2 separate regions of the Mus musculus genome follow, and region 1 is linked to region 2. A link is a loop called in an ENCODE intact Hi-C map of the cell type or tissue named here. Cell type or tissue: left cerebral cortex. All regions are shown on one strand.

Region 1 (5,000 bases), 390 kb after region 2:
ATGTCTCTGTGTGTGTGTGTGTGTGTATGTCTCTGTGTGTGTGTGTGTGTGTGTGTGTATGTCTGTGTCTGTGTGTGTGTATTTCTGTCTGTGTGTGTGTCTGTGTGTGTCTGTGTGTGTGTGTCTGTGTATGTCTGTGTGTGCCTGCATGCATGCATGCACATGTGTGTATGGTCACATGAGTTGGGCTTCCTCAGAGGTCAGAAGAGGATGGTGGATTCCTGGGAATTGGAGTGCAGGTGGCACAAGACTTTAGACCCAGGATTTTGAGGCAGGAAGATCCCCAGTTCAGTGCCCTGTGGACTACAGGATAAAGTCAATGGCAACTTAGCATGACCCTAACTCATAATGAAACATGAAAGGTGACAGGGCATATAGAATGGGCACAGGCTAGGCCCTGCTTTCTGCTCCTTATACTTCTCCCTCTCAGGGGAAAAAAAAAATAAAAGCACCCTGTAAGTTACCAGTTGTTCTGGTTCTGTAACTAAAAGAATCTGATGGCAACAATTAATAGAGGAAGAGTTTTCAACACAGAAAATTTCTGTAGATCAAAGCCATTTATCCAAACAAGAAGCACCCTGCTCCCAAATTTTCAGTTTCACAGAATTACCCAGACAAGGGATATCTAATCAGGATCCTTCCAGGGAATCAAGTCCCGGGAAACACTGGACATCTAATGAGTATATACAGGCCGTAACTTTGACATTCGTAAGTTAAATGGGTCACAACATAGAATTAGAAGATCTAGAGTATGGAGAATATCATCACATTTTATTGCATCAGTAATTGTGTGGGAGAGAGGGCAGGAACAAATATCCAGAACAATGAAAGATTTTATTGCCCATATGCCCTGTACCTTCCCTTTGGTCCCCCTAAAGCCTCACTCACCAGCTGCCTCTTTATCCCACCATCTATACCTGTTAGGTAAACAGTATCTCTGTTTCTATATCTCAAGAAGAAGGAACCTATTCCCCACCATCAGCACCCAAAGCTGACATTCTAATTAAACTACTTCTTGCTGTACATAAAATTACATAGTACAATAGAACATTAATGTATATCGTACATTAATCTATCTTCCCCTAGCATATAAGCAAGTAAATAATATTAATGCCATACAACATAAATTGATAATCACCACAACATATACAACAACATGTCTATTCAACGCTGACATTACATTAATGCTCTACAGACATATGCCCCCATGAAAATGGAGAAGAAGTGAAAGGACACAGCATTTGGAGACTCTGAAAGAAAATAAAAAATAAGGGCCTGGAGAGATGGCTCTATATTTGACAATGGTTGCTACATTTTCAAAAAGGCCCAAGTTCAATTCCTAGTACCTACATTGTGTAGTTCACAACTACCTGTAACTCTAGTGTCAAAGGATCCAACATCTTCTCCTGCCCTCCATAGGCAGCCACACACATGTGACTTACACACACACACACACACACACACACACACACACAGAGAGAGAGAGAGATAAAAAAAATAAATCTCTTTAAAATGCAAAATAAAGTCTGTGGAAACATAACCACCTGCTCATACATGAGCCCAAAATTCCGTGGAACAGCTGTTCCCAAATCCTAACCCCATTTTCAAAGAGGTTCATTTTTACATTTTTCTCAATTAACTAAAGATAAAAATAAATACCTCCAAATGTTTTTCTTCCAATATTCTTTAGTGAACTAAAAGTGCAAACAGATACTTGTTTTGGTTTTATTTGTCTCCTAAACAAGATTGTAACTTCTGCCTCATGCTCAACTTGAAACATACTGTGAACAGCTCTATGTTGTGGCATACAGCACCAACTTCCCCACTGCCAGTAACCACATTACGAATTCAACAGCGTGTGCCTGCTTTGCCAGGAATAATGTTATTTTATCTGAAAATTGTTTCCCTCTGCACATCTCACTGCTCCGGTTTTAATTCTGCTATGCCAGGAATCAGCACTTTGTGGTGAAGAGAGGAAATCCATTACTGTGTTTCCCTGCTGGGTAGCTGAGACAAAAAAATGTGGTGAGCCAGATCAAGAGATGTGAAAGTCATGTTCTTGTATCATGTGTTGTTTGACCTTTTCTGTGGGTGTCTGAATAGCTGGTGAATGTGTTAAAGATTCTTGTGGAAACTTGGTTGGTTTCATGTATCATGTTGTCCTAAGAGAGTGCAGTGCACATCTGTGCCTTAAAAGAGTAAGCATTTGGGAGAGCAACATGCAAGTTTCTAGTATCTTCTCTTCTGTACTTTTTCAGATACATAATTTTGGATAATTATTTTGAAAGTCAAAGATGCTCTGGGGCTGGAGATATGAAGCAGTAAGTAAGAGTTAGGACCCAAGTTTGGATAACAAAAGACCAGGTAAGAGCTGGATGTGGCAATATATATGCCTATAACCCCAGCATGGGGAAGATAGAAGCAGGAGGATCTTTGAAGCTGACTGGATGCTAGCCTAGCTACAACTTCAGTGAGAGATCCTCATGTGAGATGCACAGGGGGAGAGTGACAGTAGAAGATACCTGGTGCTCTCTATTGGCCTCCACATAAGCACACACATCTATGTGCACCTGCACATACACGCATGTGCACAACATACAAGTATATGTTCCTCCACATCTATCCAACTAAAAGAGATTCTAAAGAATATATATCCTAGCCGGGTATGGTGGCGCAGGCCTTTAATCCCAGCACTCTGGAGGCAGAGGAAGGCGGATTTCTGAGTTCGAGGCCAGCCTGGTCTACAAAGTGAGTTCCAGGACAGCCAGGGCTACACAGAGAAACCCTGTCTCAAAACAAAACAAAACAAAACAAAACAAAACAAAACAAAACAAAACAAAAAAGAATATATAGCCTAGTTTTTTCCTATAACCTTTTTATAAATTTACACACACAACAAACTTCTATTGGATTTTTTTTCTGTATACAACATATATACCAGGATATGTGATTCTACAGTGTCCACTTGAGCACCACCTAACTTAACAATTTCTAAATCCTTTGCAAACCTCACCCTGTTCGCAACACATCGTGTCTCATCAGTCCTGGCTACTGGAATGGCCTCCTCATTTTGAACATAAATGTATTTCCCTATATCCATCACTCATTGACGCAGATCTTCCTCTTAAGGCCACACAAGGTGGACCATCCAAGGACATGCATTCTTTTTCTCAATGTAAAACTTGAAAAGTCTCTGATCCATACTTCAACTGCTATGGTTTCCAAACCCTTCAATAGCTTAGTCTGAATCTCCCAAAATTGGTCAATATCTGCCTTAGAGCACAAATCATAGATTGAATGGTATAGTTATTTCAGCAAAGGGAGTCCCCAAAGGGTCACCCACGAGTGCTCAGGACCTTTATTTCTGGATAGAAGAGAGAAAGTCTGTGTGTTCATGCATGTGGGCATATGTGTTGAGAGCAGCGTATCTCTATGTATTCCTCAGGATCAAGCCAACTAAGGTTTTATGTAAAAGGTCTCTTACCAGTCTAGATACTGCTAGTTTTATTAGGTTGATGGGGCAGAAATCCTCAGGGATTTTTCTTTCTCTAACTCCTGTGTGCTGGAACTACACATATGTCAGCACCCCAGGCTTTGCACATGGGTGCTGAGGGTTGAACTCAGGACCTTATGGCTTGTGCAGCATGCTCTTCATTGGCTGAGGTTTCTCCCCAGCTCCAACTTGTGTCTCTTGACAGAAGAATAAATTTTACAATCCTCTGTATGATTGTGACAAACATTCTCTTACCAGATACTCCCATAGCTCCAGCTTATCCTTGTGTCTCATCAAAAAAAAAAAAAAAAAGTTTTCCTACATTTGTTTAAAGTTTACATTAAAAAACCAGCTTTGTTGTGTTGTGAATTATATGGTCAGGGCCCAGACACAAGCAAGTGGGAGACCAGCAGCTGCTCACTTCATTCTCAGAGCTACTCTTCCTTGGCCCCTTGCATAGCAGATTTGTTTGGCAACGGGACAAGATGAGGGCTGGGACCCAGGTATTGATGCTAAACTCCACTTCTGACCAAGGATGCTCCTTCCCCCTAGGCTCTATAAGTGTCATTTCTCTGTCCATATGCTGGAATAATAATAATGCCTGGCTCATAGGATTGCTATGAAAATGGGAAAGAATTCTATGGAGAATTTTTTTTAAACATCCCAGTATATCTAGCATCAATGGGAGGGGAGGACCTTGGTCCTGTGAAGGCTCGATGCTCCAGTGTAGGAAAATGCTAGGGTAGTGAGGTGGGAGTGAATAGGTGGGTAGGGGAGCACCCTCATAGAAGCAGGGGATGGGGGATGGAATAGGAGGTTTGTGGAGGGGAAACAGGAAAGGGGATAACATTTGAAATGTAAATAAATAAAACATCCAATAAAAATACATTAAAAATGTATATTATAGTATATTATCTATATGTATAGTATATTATCTAACACTAAATAAAATAAAATAATTCCTAATAAGAAATTGAGAAGATTTTCCCTTACTCTATCTTATTACAAAAAAAAAGAAAAAAGTCTATTATAATAAGCAACAGTGTATCACTTTAGGGCAAATTTACATATATATTCATAATGGCCAGGGATATTCATAACTGTCAAGATGTACCTTGCTCTTGTGCATTTTCTATGGACACCAGGTTTCCTTTCAGTCCTTTGCAAGCTTGCCGTGCGTCTTGCCAGCTTTTTTTTTCTTCATTAGCAAATCCAAAAATTTTAAAGCACTGAAACGGAAGGGGAGGACAAAAGCAGAGGTTTTAGCTAAAGATAATAAAGTTCACATCAAGAAATCAAGTCATACATGAAAATTCCAGATAAATAAAAATTTTCTCAGGCCTAAAGGAGAATTGAAAAGGAAAAGTAAACCAGTTTGATGGCCCACATATTTCTCTGCAGAGTTTTATTTTTCCCTTGAGATAAAGGGCACAGATCTTTGGCTAATAGTTCACGTATGTTTTTACTTTCCGTTGAGAATTTGTGATGGGATTATCCAGTTATTGGT
Region 2 (5,000 bases):
TTTGGTAGTGAAGGTTTAAGCAGAGATGGAGGGAAGGGGCAGAGGAATGAGGAAGGAGCAATTTAACCAACACTGAGGATTTATGAAAAAGCCTTATGGAAGCATACTAGTTTAAAAAATAACAACAAAATGCTCTTTAAAATCTATTTAAAAGATTTGATTTTCAATTGCATGTACGTATATGTGTTTGTGTACGGTTATGGCACTTGAGTGCACGTATCTACAGAAGTCAGAAGCTAGTACTGGATCACCTAGAGCTGGAGTTAGAGTCAGTTGAAAGCCATCTGGTGAGTGTTCTGGGAACTGATCTAGGGTTCTTTCGAAGATCACCCCGAACACTCTGAAGCATTTCTCCAACTCCACCAGTTTTAGAATGAAGTTTGAATGGAGGTACTCTGCATGGGTGAACAGTGCAAGACGTGAGTTATCAAATGATAATTATGGGCTAGTTCCCTGTAGGTTATCAGACAAAGAAGCACACAAGGCCTGCAAAAGCAACACCTGCATATCACTGCTCTTTTTTGTCTACCATAAGTAGAGAGTACTGGAGACACTACACACTTTGACTGCAGGAAATAAAAAATCAGTCTTGAGCATATTAGGAAGATAATTTCCTTTTGGCTGGCTAGCGTTCACAGGGATAGGAGGTACCATGTAGGCTGCCAAGGAAAAACACATCAATTGTCTTTTCCAGGAGTAGACCCTGCAAGCTACAATCTTGACCTACCATGGAGGATACATGCACTGGTACAATAATGGGATGGCTGTTTGGAGGTAATTAGCATCTTTTAAAATAATTTATGTGTATTAGTGTTTTTGCCTGCATGGGTATATGTATACCATGTACCTGAAAGTGCCAGTGACCTGAAAGTAAAAGAGGGCACTGTAGCCCTTGGAACTGGAGTGACAGCTGGTTGTGTTCCTCCATGTGTGCCTTAGTTAGGATTTCATTGCTGTGAAGAGACACTGTGACCATGGGTGTTATAAAGGACAACATTTAATTGGAGCTGACTTACAGTTTCAGAGGTTCAGTCCATTATTATCATGATGCCACTCATGGCAGTGTGCAGGCATACATGGTGCTGGGGAAGGAGCTGAGAGTTCTACATCTTGATCTGAAGGCCTCTAGGAGAAAACTATCACTATCTTTTAGGCAGCTAGGAAAAGGGTTTCTCAAAGCCCACCTCTACAGTGACTCCAACAAGGCCACACCTCCTAACAGTACTACTCTGAATGGGTGAGTAGTATATTCAAGCATATTGAACCACAACAATGTGGGTGCTGGGAACAGAACCAAGGTCTTCTGCAAGGTATCAAGTGCTCTTAAACGCTGAGTCATCTCTCAAACATCACTTTCTGACCAGATCTGAGCCTTGTTCCACGGACAAGAATTCAATCTGAGGCTGTACACTTAGGTCTTTATTTGTTGTGATTTTGGTGGGTTTTTTTTTTTTTTTTTTTTTATTGGTTTGGTTTCTGGATATAAGGAGAGAGGAAGACAGCGACCAAAAATGACTTGTAGTCTAATGGTTTCTATAACCAGATTGAGGAGAGAAGTACCTTTTGCTGTGAGACAGACACAGAAGGAAGCATGTTTGGAAGAGGTACAGTCACAGTTCAGTTTGAGATGTGTAAAATCTGAAGTGTCTAAGAAAATCTAGAGATATGCTAGGAGTTGATCCCGTATGAAAGCCTGTAATGATCCATCTGCTTTTTCTCTTTTTGCCCTAACTTTCCCAGGACAGACATATTTCTAAAATCTAAAACTGGGCAGGACCCCTTCAGAGTGCCTTACACCACATGGCTCTTCAGGGAACCTTAGGCCTCTATCCACATAAGACTTTAATCAAAAGCTGGGCTATGTTCTACATACAACAACAACAACAAAAAAAAACCCAACTTAGCTATTTGAGTCACTGTGAAGTGTTTGAAACACATTATTTGGATTGTAGACTAATACTGTCCAAGAGACAGTCAAATAGAAGCAAAGGAAATGTCAGGGAGAATGTGTTTGAAGACCTTTTTCGAATTTCAATAAAAATACAGTGTGTGCTGTGTTCCTTCAAAGCACAAACTATTTCCATCCTCCCAGTCATTCAACCTTTTATGAAAATATTATGAAATATGAAGTATGAGGCATTTAGCCTCTCCCATTCATTAATTTCCAACATTCTTTTCATAAGAGGTTACACAAAAGCCATATGAGCTGGGCATGATAGTTTATGCATGCCTGGAATCCCAACATTGAGGAGGCAGACACAGGAGAAACATTTCACATTCAAAGGCAGCCTGTGGAACACCACGAGGTCCAGGCCAACCGAGGCTAAAGACTCAGGCACCATTTTTTTTAAAAGTCCAAACCATCCCCCACTAACTTCCTCACTAAGTGTGAATATATTGTTGCAGCTGTTGTAGCAGTTAGCTAAAATACAAGAGGAATATGCATGGCTGCCATCTTACGTACATTCTGGAAAGGATTCCAGGTCTCACACGCTGTATACTGTTATTGGAGACAGACGAAAAGGTCAAGATTTGGGAATAGGTGAGTGTAAAATTTAAATTTTTCTAGAAGAACTAAGATGGAAGATTCATGTGATTTTTTAGAACACTTTCTTCTTTTCAACCTAGAGTAAATTTTTTAGAACATTGTCTAGATAGGATGGTAATTATATTCACCACTCATACTCAAGGGCTCTGTCTTTTCTATGGTTTAAAACCAAGTTCTTTGTTAGTCATATTGTTGCCACTAGGTGGCAGGCTTTGCTAAAGAATATTGCAGCCATTTTCAGGAGGTTTTTTTTTTTTTTTTTTTTTTTTTGAGTCAATGCCTAATCAAAGCATTTAGATTACAGCTGCCACCAAATCTTAAAATATTTCCCAAGAGGTCACATTACCTCTGTAATTAAAAAGTAAACTCACAATTTCACAAGCATAGATTTTAGATAGAATCTAAGTGGGTCTCTTTCATATTTAGGCATCCATAGACCAAACGAAGTAGAGTTTTTGGTGGTATAAGCACTGATAGCAGGCAGGCTCAGGCTTAGGTCTGTGCCATCTCTTCCCTTAGTCCTTTTCTACTCTGTTCTGCAGGGGGCTGTTACCATTATCTGAATCAAGCTCTCTGGCACATATTAAAGCATTCATGCAGAAATTTGAAATCCCTACAATTTTATGTTAGTTCACTAATGAGACAGCATTTAAGTATAATCATTTTAAGTGACCCTTTAAAACATCTCCAAATGACCCATTGATCAGTGAGGCACAGCATAGGCCATTATTCTTCTCAGCCACCCACCATAACTAGACAGGAAGAGCGTATTGCTGAAAACACCACACAATTTTGTTGCAGGACATAGAGAAATCAGTCGTAAACTAATGAGGAAACTTTCCCTGCTGGCTAACTTTCATACTGTTGCTAGATGCTATCTAAGCTACTGGGGGAGAAAAGACATAAATGGCCATATCCAGCATTGGAGCCTGTATACTTCAGTCCCAAATGTCCAGGTAAGTTGTGCCCATTGGTGCATCATAGCTTGATGGTTATGGGGGTAACCATTAAACTTTTGTTTGTATTTTAGAACTCTTCCACAGGAGGGAATTCGTGTACCTCTAAGGAAGATACTGTAAGGCTGGTGAAAAGCCCATGGCTGGGGATGCCATTGGCCCTAGTGGGTAGCCTCCTGATGTTGTTTCACTAAATGACCACACTTTCAAACTACCTCCTCGGTACTTATGCTCAAATCCATAAATCTGTAGACCTGTCCTTTTTCCCCCCCAACACTGGTCCAAAAAGCTTCTTTTCCCAGTGGGTAGTGAATGATACAGAAATTCACGATTTGTCAAAGCACTGAGTAATGTGTGTTCACCTGTGCATGACTCATCTATATCAATCTCCTAGTTGCACCCTTGGGGAATATCATGGAAGAGCAGGAGAAAAAGACTTTTAAGACCTAGAGATTTGAGGGAACTGTTGCAAAGCAATGTCTCTTGGGCATGATGGAGCCATTGCACAGATGGCTATGGCTGTCATTACAGACATGTAGGATATCAAGGTCATCAAATATTCAGCACTGGCCAGGGAGGAGAGTTATAAGAATCCCAGATGAGAAGGTACTGACAGTTGAAGTAGGTTGAGGAAAAGAAGTCACTGTTCTTTGAGGATGTGGTCTGTAGCAGTTTGCGCATGGTCCAGTGGATGGTCTTACACGTATTGTATATGGCCAATGCTAATAAGATTCAGTGGGGAGTGGGGAGTAAGTATAAGAATAAGAATAACACTGGACATGAAAAGAAAGACACAGGATGATGTGGTCAATGGGTCCTGGGAGGAGTTGGAGTGGTGTAGTAGGAGATGGATAAGATCAAAATACTTTGTATATATGCATGTGAAATTTTAAAAATATTATTAAAAATAAATAAAATGGTTCTTTAAGAAAGTGTAGCCATCGGGCTCTGAAAGTGAACCTACTATCATTACTCTGCTTAGATGGAAACAGTATCAGATTATCCTCTATATTAGTATCTCTTTGTCTAAATCTCATTAGAGAATATTCTTTGTCCAGTGAACAATGTTAATGCAGAAATTCACAACTAGTTAAAGTGTAGAGAATCTGTGTCTTTGGAGTGCTCAGAAAAAAAAATCACACCTCTTTCTAAGGCTTAGGAACTATTTTGGAAGAGGCCAGAAAAATTGTAAGAGTTAGAGGTTACAGAAGACTGGAGCGAACCAGTGTCTTCAGAACATGATAAGACCATTGACTCATGACCTGACAGCAGCTGTGCTTGCCTATAGAAGACTTGTACAAGATGAAGCAAATCAACATCCTAGCATGGAGTAGGAAGAGGTTCATGAGCCCATGCCCTAACTGAGGAATAATGGACATTTATGGCTTCTGGAGCATAGCAGAAGAGTCAGTTTCCCCCAAAGATATAGCTCCTGATAGGTTAACTATGATTAAGTGGATGGCCCTATACCCAGAAATTTATTGGCAGCAAAACTT

Evidence for each region. Peaks named below come from ENCODE experiments on the same cell type or tissue, not always from the same donor. Only the 100,000 strongest peaks of a DNase experiment are listed, where the experiment ranks them.
Region 1: it touches region 2 in a loop (3-fold over the local background); 14 of 42 quality-filtered maps call a loop at or near these places.

Annotation. Positions count from the first base shown.
Region 1 is chr2:14,309,690-14,314,689 of GRCm38, reverse strand. Mrc1 (mannose receptor, C type 1) reads right to left here. Exons shown (of 30, transcript NM_008625.2): 21 at 4,608-4,722. Among named protein-coding and RNA genes, the nearest start is that of Mir511, 51 kb to the right of the region's middle. In left cerebral cortex, no CTCF peak of the experiment used is centred here; DNase peaks (open chromatin) are centred at 1,564 and 1,909.
Region 2 is chr2:14,701,184-14,706,183 of GRCm38, reverse strand. All of the region lies in intron 2 of Cacnb2 (calcium channel, voltage-dependent, beta 2 subunit), which reads right to left. Among named protein-coding and RNA genes, the nearest start is that of Gm13269, 63 kb to the left of the region's middle. In left cerebral cortex, a CTCF peak has its summit at 2,737 (motif pointing right); a DNase peak (open chromatin) is centred at 2,748.